Regions from separate parts of the Homo sapiens genome. Here region 2 is linked to region 1. A link is an interaction called in ENCODE POLR2A ChIA-PET data of the cell type or tissue named here. Cell type or tissue: CD4-positive, alpha-beta T cell. All regions are shown on one strand. Each heading gives the region's core, and the rest is flanking DNA. Links, peaks and the distances in the headings are about the cores only. Region 1 holds the start of CACNA1F (calcium voltage-gated channel subunit alpha1 F). Region 2 holds the start of LOC124905188 (a long non-coding RNA gene).

What was found. ChIA-PET counts read pairs that join two places held together with the same protein. Peaks named below come from ENCODE experiments on the same cell type or tissue, not always from the same donor. Only the 100,000 strongest peaks of a DNase experiment are listed, where the experiment ranks them.
Region 2: POLR2A ChIA-PET joins it to region 1 with 6 read pairs; 5 of 35 experiments call an interaction of 5 or more read pairs at or near these places.

What each region holds. Positions count from the first base shown.
Region 1 is chrX:49,232,826-49,237,147 of GRCh38, reverse strand. It overlaps CACNA1F (calcium voltage-gated channel subunit alpha1 F), which reads left to right and starts at 3,808. Exons shown (of 48, transcript NM_001256789.3): 1 at 3,808-3,863. The coding sequence starts at 3,839. CCDC22 (CCC complex scaffolding subunit CCDC22) reads right to left here and starts at 1,678. Exons shown (of 17, transcript NM_014008.5): 1 at 1,462-1,678; 2 at 1-62. The coding sequence starts at 1,511. It also overlaps the pseudogene HSPB1P2. In CD4-positive, alpha-beta T cell, for the core only: no CTCF peak of the experiment used is centred there; a DNase peak (open chromatin) is centred at 1,667; H3K4me3 peaks cover 1,198 bases; H3K27ac peaks cover 954 bases.
Region 2 is chrX:49,307,248-49,311,632 of GRCh38, reverse strand. All of the region lies in intron 3 of GAGE10 (G antigen 10), which reads right to left. It overlaps LOC124905188 (a long non-coding RNA gene), which reads right to left and starts at 3,788. Exons shown (of 3, transcript XR_007068231.1): 1 at 3,151-3,788. In CD4-positive, alpha-beta T cell, for the core only: no CTCF peak of the experiment used is centred there; DNase peaks (open chromatin) are centred at 2,102 and 2,522; H3K4me3 peaks cover 1,468 bases; H3K27ac peaks cover 1,777 bases.

The DNA.
Region 1 (4,322 bases), core at 1-4,000:
CAGCCTCTACAACCAGCTCAGTGGTGAAGGCGCGCAAGGTCTGCACATCTGGAGGAACTGCCCTGAAGAAGGGGACCAGCTTGATCGCAGGAATAGTCAGGCAACAGGGATCAGGCTGAGCCCTGCAGCCTTTTGGAAACACTAGTACCAGGGTCGGGGCAGGGAGGATGCCTACAGTTCAGACAGATCCTGGATGTTGGTGACTGTGACTTCCATTTGGAAAACCAGGAACTAGGGAAATCCTCAAGTCCTAAGATCTTGGAGTAGGAGAATGGTGGGTGGAAGAGAACTCAGTTTAGAAAAATATCAAAATTTGGGAGTCTGGGAAGGTGAAAGGGTCCAGGTGGCACAATCTCTGGGTTTCTTGGTTCCCAGATAGTATGTTCTTTGCATACATATTGAGCTGCTAGAGTTTTGAGAAGACTAGATTTTAGGAGGCTGCTGTTTTCAGAAGTTCCAAATGTCAGGGTCCCTGGGTATCAAGATCCCTGAATATCAAGACCACCTAGTTTCAAGCAATACAAAAATCAGACTCCCTAGATGTTGGCATCCTGGGTTTTTAGGGCCTCTGAACGGAGGAGTCTTCGTGCGTCAGGGTGACCAAATGCTGATGTCAGATTTTAGAATTCTGGGTTTTTTTGGCTGGGCGTGGTGGCTCACACCTGTAATCCCAGCACTTTGGGAGGCGGAGGCGGGCAGATCACTTGAGGTCAGGAGTTGGAGACCAGCCTGACCAACATGGTGAAACCCTGTCTCTGCTAAAAATACAAAAATTAGCCGGGCAAGGTGGCGCACGGCTGTAATACCAGCTACTTGGGAGGCTGAGGCAGGAGAATCACTTGAACCTGGGAGGCGGAGGCTGCAGTGAGCTGAGATCACCCCACTGCACTCCAGCCTAGGCGACAGAGCGAGACTCCATCTCGGAAAAGGAAAAAAAAAAAAAAGAATCCTGGGTTTTTTTAAGCCCCAGGTGTTTGGGGAACTGGAGTTTGAAGGATCCCAAGTATCTGGTCCAGGGATTTTTTGGAGTCCCCGAGTGCCAGGGTCCTGGGGTTTTACGCTCCCTGGTTCTTAGGGCACAGGTGTCTTAGGGTCTCCAGATAACAGGGTCTCAGGGAACTGATGTTAAGATTCCCCAGATTACAGGGTTCCGGGTCTTGAGGTTTCAAGGTTGTAACGTCTCAAGGTGTCTGGGTCCCAGAGCTTTGGGTGTACCAAATATCATGGTTAAAGGATTTGGGAGGCCTCTGATGTCGGTGTCAGGGAGGGCGGTGTGTGTGTGCGTGTGTGTGTGTGTGTGTGTGTGTGTGTGTGTGTGTGTAAGGGGGTGAGGGTCTTAGGATCCTGGAGTTGGAGCCCTGAATGTCAGGATCCCGGGTTTTAAGGTTCCCGGGAAACGGGGTCCTGGGCTTTAGAGTCCCGGATGTGGGCTTCGGGGGTGGGCGGGGGCTCTGTCCTTACGTGCCGGCCTGGCGCAGCGAATGGATGAGGATTCGGTCCGCCTCCTCCATGGTGGAGCCGTGTCGGAGTCGGGGGCTGGGTCCAGGACCGGGTCCGAGAAAGTGGGGAGCAGCTGTAGAAACCCTGCTCCGTGCTCGCGGTCCACAGAGTGTCACGGGTCGTGTGGGGAGAGTTGGAAAGTGTAGTTCTGTGAGCGAGCACGGCGCATGCCGGATGTGAGGCCTGGGGTGAGTGTGCACGGAGGTTGAGCTTGCAATAGCTGCTGGGAACTGTAGTTCTTCCACCTGCAGTCCAGTGGGCTCTTCCAAGGGAAAAAGGAACAACCCGTGTGGTGGGGAGTGGAGGGGCCGGACAGAAAGGGGCTTCCTGACTCATTCGTTTAAGGCGGCATTCATCTTCTAGGCTATAAAAGTGTACACATTAAGGGCAGAATTTTAACACAAAGCGACTACTTCCCTGTGTCTTAGTCTCCTCATCTGTAAAATGGGACTATTGACAGTACCTGCTTTTTAGGATTAAAACAGAATTAATTTATATAAAGCACGTTGTACTATGTGCCTGACACATAAGATAAGAAAGCACTATGTAAGTTATAGTTACTAGTGTCCATGCATTCAATAAATGCTTTAATATGATACACATTTGTACACTCCAAAGAATAATTACACAGCAAATATCTATGTAACCGGCTGGGTGCAGTGGCTCACGCCTGTAATCCCAGCACTTTGGGAGGCCGAGTCGGGTGGATCACCTGAGGTCAGGAGTTCGAGACCAGCCTGGCCAACATGGTGAAACCCCCTCTCTACTAAAATGAGAAAAATTAGCCAGGCATGGTGGCACATGCCTGTAGTCCCAGCTACTCGGGAGGCTTAGGCAGGAGAATCACTTGAACTGGGGAAGCGAAGGTGGCAGTGAGCTGAGATTGCGCCATTACACTCCAGCCTGGGCAACAGAGCGAGACTCCGTCTCTAAATAAATAAATAAAGCAAAAGAAATCTATGTAACCATTTCTTGAACAGCCGACGCGCACCTGCAATCCCAGCAGTTTTGGAGGCCAAGGCGGGAGGATCGCTTGAGGTCAGGAGTTTGAGACCGGCATGGGCAATACAGCAATACACCATCTCTTAAAAAAAAAAAAAAAATTGACACTTGTCCAAGCAGACGTCCCCAGCAGAGCCAGCCAGCATGACCGAGCGCCGCGTCCCCTTCTCGCTCCTGCGGGACCCCAGCTGGGACCCCTTCCGCGACTGGTACCCGCACAGTCGCCTCTTTGACCAGGCCTTCGGGCTGGTCGCAGTGGTTGGGCACCAGCTGCTGGCCCCGCTACGTGCGTCCCCTGCCCCCGCCGCGGTCGAGAGCCCCGCGGTGGCCGCGCCCGCCTACAGCTACGCGCTCAGCCGGCAGCTCAGCGGCGGGGTCTCGGAGAATCGGCCCACAGCGGACCGCTGGCGCGTATCCCTGGACATCAACTACTTCGCCTCCGACGAGCTGACGGTCAAGACCAAGGATGGCATGGTGGAGATCACCAGCAAGCACGAGGAGCGGCAGGACGAGCATGGCTACATCTCCCGATGCTTCACCCGGAAATACACGCTGCCCCCCGGTGTGGACCCCACCAAGGTCTCCTCCTCCCTGTCCCCTGAGGGCACACTGACCGTGGAGGCCCCCATGCCCAAGCTAGCCACGCAGTCCAACGAGATCACCTTGGAGTCACGGGCCCAGCTTGGGGGCCTAGGAGCTGCGAAATCCGACCAGTCTGCAGCCAAGTAAAAGCCTTAGCCCGGATGCCCACCCCGGCCGCCGCCACTAGCCGTGCCCCCGCACCCACCTGTGTGTTCTTTTGATAGGTTTATCTTCTGTTGTTCTCAAATAAAGTTCGAAGCAACCCAAAATTTAAAAAAAAAATAGTTGGGCATGGTAGTGCACACCTGCAGTCCCAGCTACAGAGGCTGAGGTCAGAGGATCACTTGAGCACAGGAATTCAACGCTACTGTGAGCTATGATCACGCCACTGCACTCCAGCCTGGGTGACAGAGCAAGACCCTGTCTCTAAAAATAATAATAATTGATAATATTTGATCTTTTTTCCATAGAGATATTGCACATATATTAGGTTTTTCCTACATACTTCGAATTCCATATACTACTGGAAAATGACATCGTTTTTCTTATTTTAGTTTGACTGTTTGCTGCAGGTATATATTTGGTAAATATTTCATCTGTTGCCAGGCTCTGGCCCACAAACGTCCCATTTGCACCCCCACCGCCACCCTCCCATACAACACTGTTATTGCCCCGCCCTGCGGCCTTAATCCCTCCAAAGCTGGGGGAAGAGAGGGGGGTTGTGTGCAGATGGCCCTTCAATCTCGAAAGAAAGATGTCGGAATCTGAAGGCGGGAAAGGTGAGAGAATCCTTCCATCCCTGCAGACCCTTGGAGCAAGGTAGAGCCCCTCTGACCCACCCATTGCCCACCCAGACCCCACCCCCAGAGAGCCTCTAGGGGACAAGAACCACATCACCCTGTTCCCCATCCCAGCCAGCCCCAAACAGCCTCTCTGCCACCAGAGCCCTAACGCTCAGCCTGACCCAGACACCACCCCCCATGGCCTCTCAGCCTCATCCACAGCCTTAGTTCCCAAAGGAAACCCAACCTCAATCCTGGCTCTGACCCCTATCCAAACGCCCACCTGAAACCTAACACAAACTCTACCAGCCAGAAGGCAAACCCCTGTTAGAGTCTAAACCCCACCCCAGATACAGACCTAAAGTGACCTAACCTCAACCTCAACCCCGGGATGTCAATACTGTTAGTGATTGCAGTCTCTGACTTTCCAGAAAGTGCACAGACCCTTTAAAAAAA
Region 2 (4,385 bases), core at 228-4,227, 74 kb before region 1:
GGCCTTTTGCTGTTCCTTTTCCTATACGAGGGGCTCTCTTTCTTTTCCTTTGGTAGCCTCATATAAGGGCCTTGCTGTAAGGGAGAAGTTTGGAATCCAGATTCGGCAGAATCCCACTGCACCCAGAAATTTCTTGACCTGCTGCCTTGAAACTGGGGTGGGCAATGCACATACAGCCTCCTTGCATGCACTTCCAAGCCTGCGCTGGCCTTGGGATACCATGAATCCTAGATATCCAACCTCCCGAAAACAGACTTTTGCCTTGTCCCTGGACACTTTGTAAACTGGCCTGTATTCACCATTTGGCTTGCGCACAGGCAGCAGAGGAGTATTCCAGAAGGACTTGCATTTCACTATAATCCTATGTTCATACAGCCGATTTAAATGTTTTGTTATGCCATCAATTGCCTCTCTGGGTAGGGATATTGACGGACTCGTACCAGGGCAGCATGAGGGTTAAGCTCTACTACCACCAGGGGTCTGTTTGCAGCAAGTCCAGGGGGGTTGTCCTCAGCCTATACACCTGGTTCCTTGAAAAGCATTCCCCACTTATTGTGTAGGTCTGGCTCCGGTAGCCTTCTGGCACACAGTTCACAGAGCCGCCATTCCTCAGCCTTTGTGACAGTTAGAGTCAATACCATTGCCTTAGACTTTCCAAACTCCAGTGTCATATTCCCTTTAGGTGTAAAGGAAATTTGTGCCTGCAGTTTCTGGAGTAAGTCTCTTCCTAACAAGGGCACTCGACAATTTGGCATATATAGAAACTCATGCTGCACTTCTTGTCCCCTAATAATACATCTCCTGGATTTGCAAAAGGGTCTCTTTTCTTTGGCCCCTGTACCCCCTACGATAGTAGCACAGTTCTTTGTGGGGGGGGGCTAATCGGGTGGGTTACCACAGAGAAATCAGCACCAATATCGACCAAAAAAATCCATTGATCGGCCCCCTACTTCCATAGAGACCATAGGCTCCCCGGGGCCTAAAAGGATGGAGCCCGGTCTGTCTCAGTCTGCTAAATTCTCGGCCCCCCGCTAAGCCGATCAGATCAGGATCTGCCTCGGAAGCACCACAACTAGCAACCGAACGCCGCTCTTGGGTGTTAGGCCATTGACCATTCTCCTTACTCTTTTGACATTTATCCTTCTAGTGTCCTTTCCTTTTGCACCGTGCACATTAATCTCTCTCTAGCCTCGGCCGGCTTTCAAACTCCTGTCCAGACTAGCCTTTTCCATGACTGCGTTCACACCCGCGTCCATGTCTCCTTGCAAAGAGCCAGCTTCTCTTCCTGTAAGGGCTGCTGCTAGTAAATTAGCCTTTCTTAAGCCTCCGATCAGCTTTCTTCTTTGCCTCCTGATCTCAGTTAATGTACACCTTGGTAGCCACTTTAATAAGCTGAGTAGCATTCACACCTACGGAGCTTCTAACTTCTGCAATTTATGCCTAATATCTCCTTGGCCCTGACTTACAAATGTTGTATTCACCATGCACTGATTTTCAGCAGCCTTGGGGTTAAACGGAGTGTACACCCAAAATGCCTCACAAAGTCTTTCTTAAAACTGGCTGGTGCTTTTATCTGCACCCTGGAGCACCTCTGAGATTTTTTATATTGGTTGTCTTTTTCTTTTACTATCCTTTAGCTTTTGCAGAAGTGTTTCTCGGCACCTTCGTAGGTGTTGAAGCCAGACTGCATCATCTGGGTCCTAGTGGGGGTCCTTTTGTCCTCGTAAGAGGCGTAAGCATAACTTCGGCATGGCCAGACCTGAGACGGCCTACCTGACTTTTCTAGCTTTTCACTTTAACTTCCTGGAGCTCTGATTTCTCCTTCTGTGAGACTGGGAGCCTGTATCTCTTTGAACTTAACTCCTTAGGGGCAGTTAGCCTTAGTAAAGGGGGGTAGATTGGAATGTAGGGAGGAGGGGTCTCTATTCCCTCCTGTGGTTCTTGCAAAACCAGTTTTCTCCTTCCTCAGACTTTTCTTTTGTTTCCATAGCTGCCAGGGCAGCTGATTTTTACTTTCACTTTTGGCTTTTACTTTTCACTTTTTACTTTTGGAGTTACAAGCCTCTGTGACTTTCCCTTTAACTCTGTAGCCGTCAGAGCAGCTGGTTTCTCTTGGCATGAGCTGCGAGCATTCTACAATAAACTGCTAGGCAGGGCTGCATTCATTTAGTCATCAATGTAAAGACTAGGTCTGAATGCCCTGGCTGTCCTCTGACCCTAGTCACCACCTTAAAACACATGGCCAATTTCTCTGTAGTGCCTTCGGCCCGCCATCTGACACTAAAAGAGGGCTATTCTAATTCACAGTATGTCCTTAACTTTTGAGCATCCAGTTTCATCCCATAATCACCTCTAAATCTTTTTTTAAATTTTTTCATCATGCACTCCAAAGGAGTTGGTTTCAACACTTTTCCTCCCATTTCCTCCCTTGTGGCGCACTTTCACTCTCACTTTCACTCTCGGGTCCACTAGACTGGGTCCTATTATGGGAGTTTCAGAGGCTGCTTAGCCAGGAACGTGCCTTCCCCTCTCACAGCCTGCTGTGGCCATGGAGCTGGTCCTATCAGCTGTACACAACGTCCTAGGTCTGATTTCCCCCGCACTTGCCTCAGAGCACACAGCCCACGCTAAGGGATCTGTGCTTCCCCACGTCACTCCCCGCATTGGCCTCTCCCGAGACCGTCTCTTTCACACACTTTCACACATGTCCCCTGCCCCAGGACTCCTCATCGGACAAAACGGGCCTCTCCCGTGTCCTGGGTGAGCCTAGTTAGGCTCCCACATTCACACACCTACACACCACTCCTACCCCAGGACTCCTCATCAGACGAAACGAGCCTCTCTCATGTCCTGGGTAGGTCCACACACACACCCACACACTCCCAGTTGGGCTGGCAAGCCACTCTTGCACCCTGCCAGCAAGCTCTTCCTTGCTGCACTTGCCACTCTATTGGCCCATTTTCTCCACCACTGAGCCACTTTCACTTTATTAGGGGGACATGAGGTTCATCCAAATTGGCAGGCCACTCCTGCTGCCCCCCAGCCACTCTGGGTTGGATTAGTGGTCGGTCCCCGGGAGGTGATCAAGCTCCCCTTCATCCCTATGGGATGGGCTTTCCTGCCTTGGGCCCTTTCTCCTTACTGTGGTACCTGAAGTGCTGGTATCATGCTGCAGCCCCGTCTCCAGTTCCGTTGTGCAGCCAGCTAGGCCACTGGGATGCCGGGAGAGCCAGTCTCCATCCAGGTGAAGCTCCCCTACGGCACGCCTTGGATACCAGGTCTCCCCTGGCCGTGGGGCTCTAGTCCCACAGACAAAGGAGACAGTAAATCTGCCATCTCCAATCCCTGTCCGGGTCACCAGAAATGCTGCAGGATAATTAAGGAATCAGAGAGACCGAGGGGTTGAGGAGGAATTATTTAATTATTTAGATGCACCGACCTAGTCAGATTAACATCCAAAGGACTGAGCCCCAAACAAAGAGTCAAGCTATCTTTTAAGCATTTCGTGGGGCAGGGGGAGATCTGTGCAGGGGAAGCATATTACAGAAGTGGGAAACAAATACAGTTACTCAATTGAAACATGCATTACATTATTTCTTACTTTTCAAGGAACAACATGTTTTACCACTTGAGATTATCTGTCTAGTGACCTTGCAGCTGCACAACTAGAGAAACAGGGTCTTCACAATGCCTCGGAAAGGGAGAGATAAGACTCACTAGCCACAGAAGGAAAAACAGGCAGTTAATTTTAAAGGACTCCAGCTCTTTCTCTTCCTCAGGGGAAATTGGGTTTTCTTACATACAACTGAGTTTTTGCTTACACATTCTTTAATTTCTTTTAATTCCTGTTCCATCACAACTGTAATCCAAACATTTTGGGATGCCAAGGTGGGCAGATCAGGTGAGGTCAGAAGTTCAAGACCAGCCTGGACAACAGGGCGAACCCTATCTCTACTAAAAATACAAACAAACAAAAAAAAGGAAACATTACTCAGGCACGGTGGCCAGGCCCTGTAGTCCTAGCTACATGGGAGGCTGAGGCAAGAGAATCCCTTCAACCTGGGAGGTGTAGGTTGCAGTGAGCCAAGATTGCACTACTGCACTCCAACCTGGGCAACAGAGAGAGACTCCGTCTCAACAAAGGAAAAAAAAAAAAAGGAAAAAAGAAATTGTCTGGAGAACTGGCGAAATTTGAGTATACACTGTGTAATAAATGACTGCATTTTCTCATTGTTAAATTTCCTGATTTTGATTTTTCTGCAGTGATGACCAAGGAATTACTTTTTCTTTGTTCTGATGATGTACACACCCTCAAGTACTTGGTGTAAAGGGTCATAACACCTGAAAATTTATCGAAACAATTCAGCATTAATAACAGTAAACAT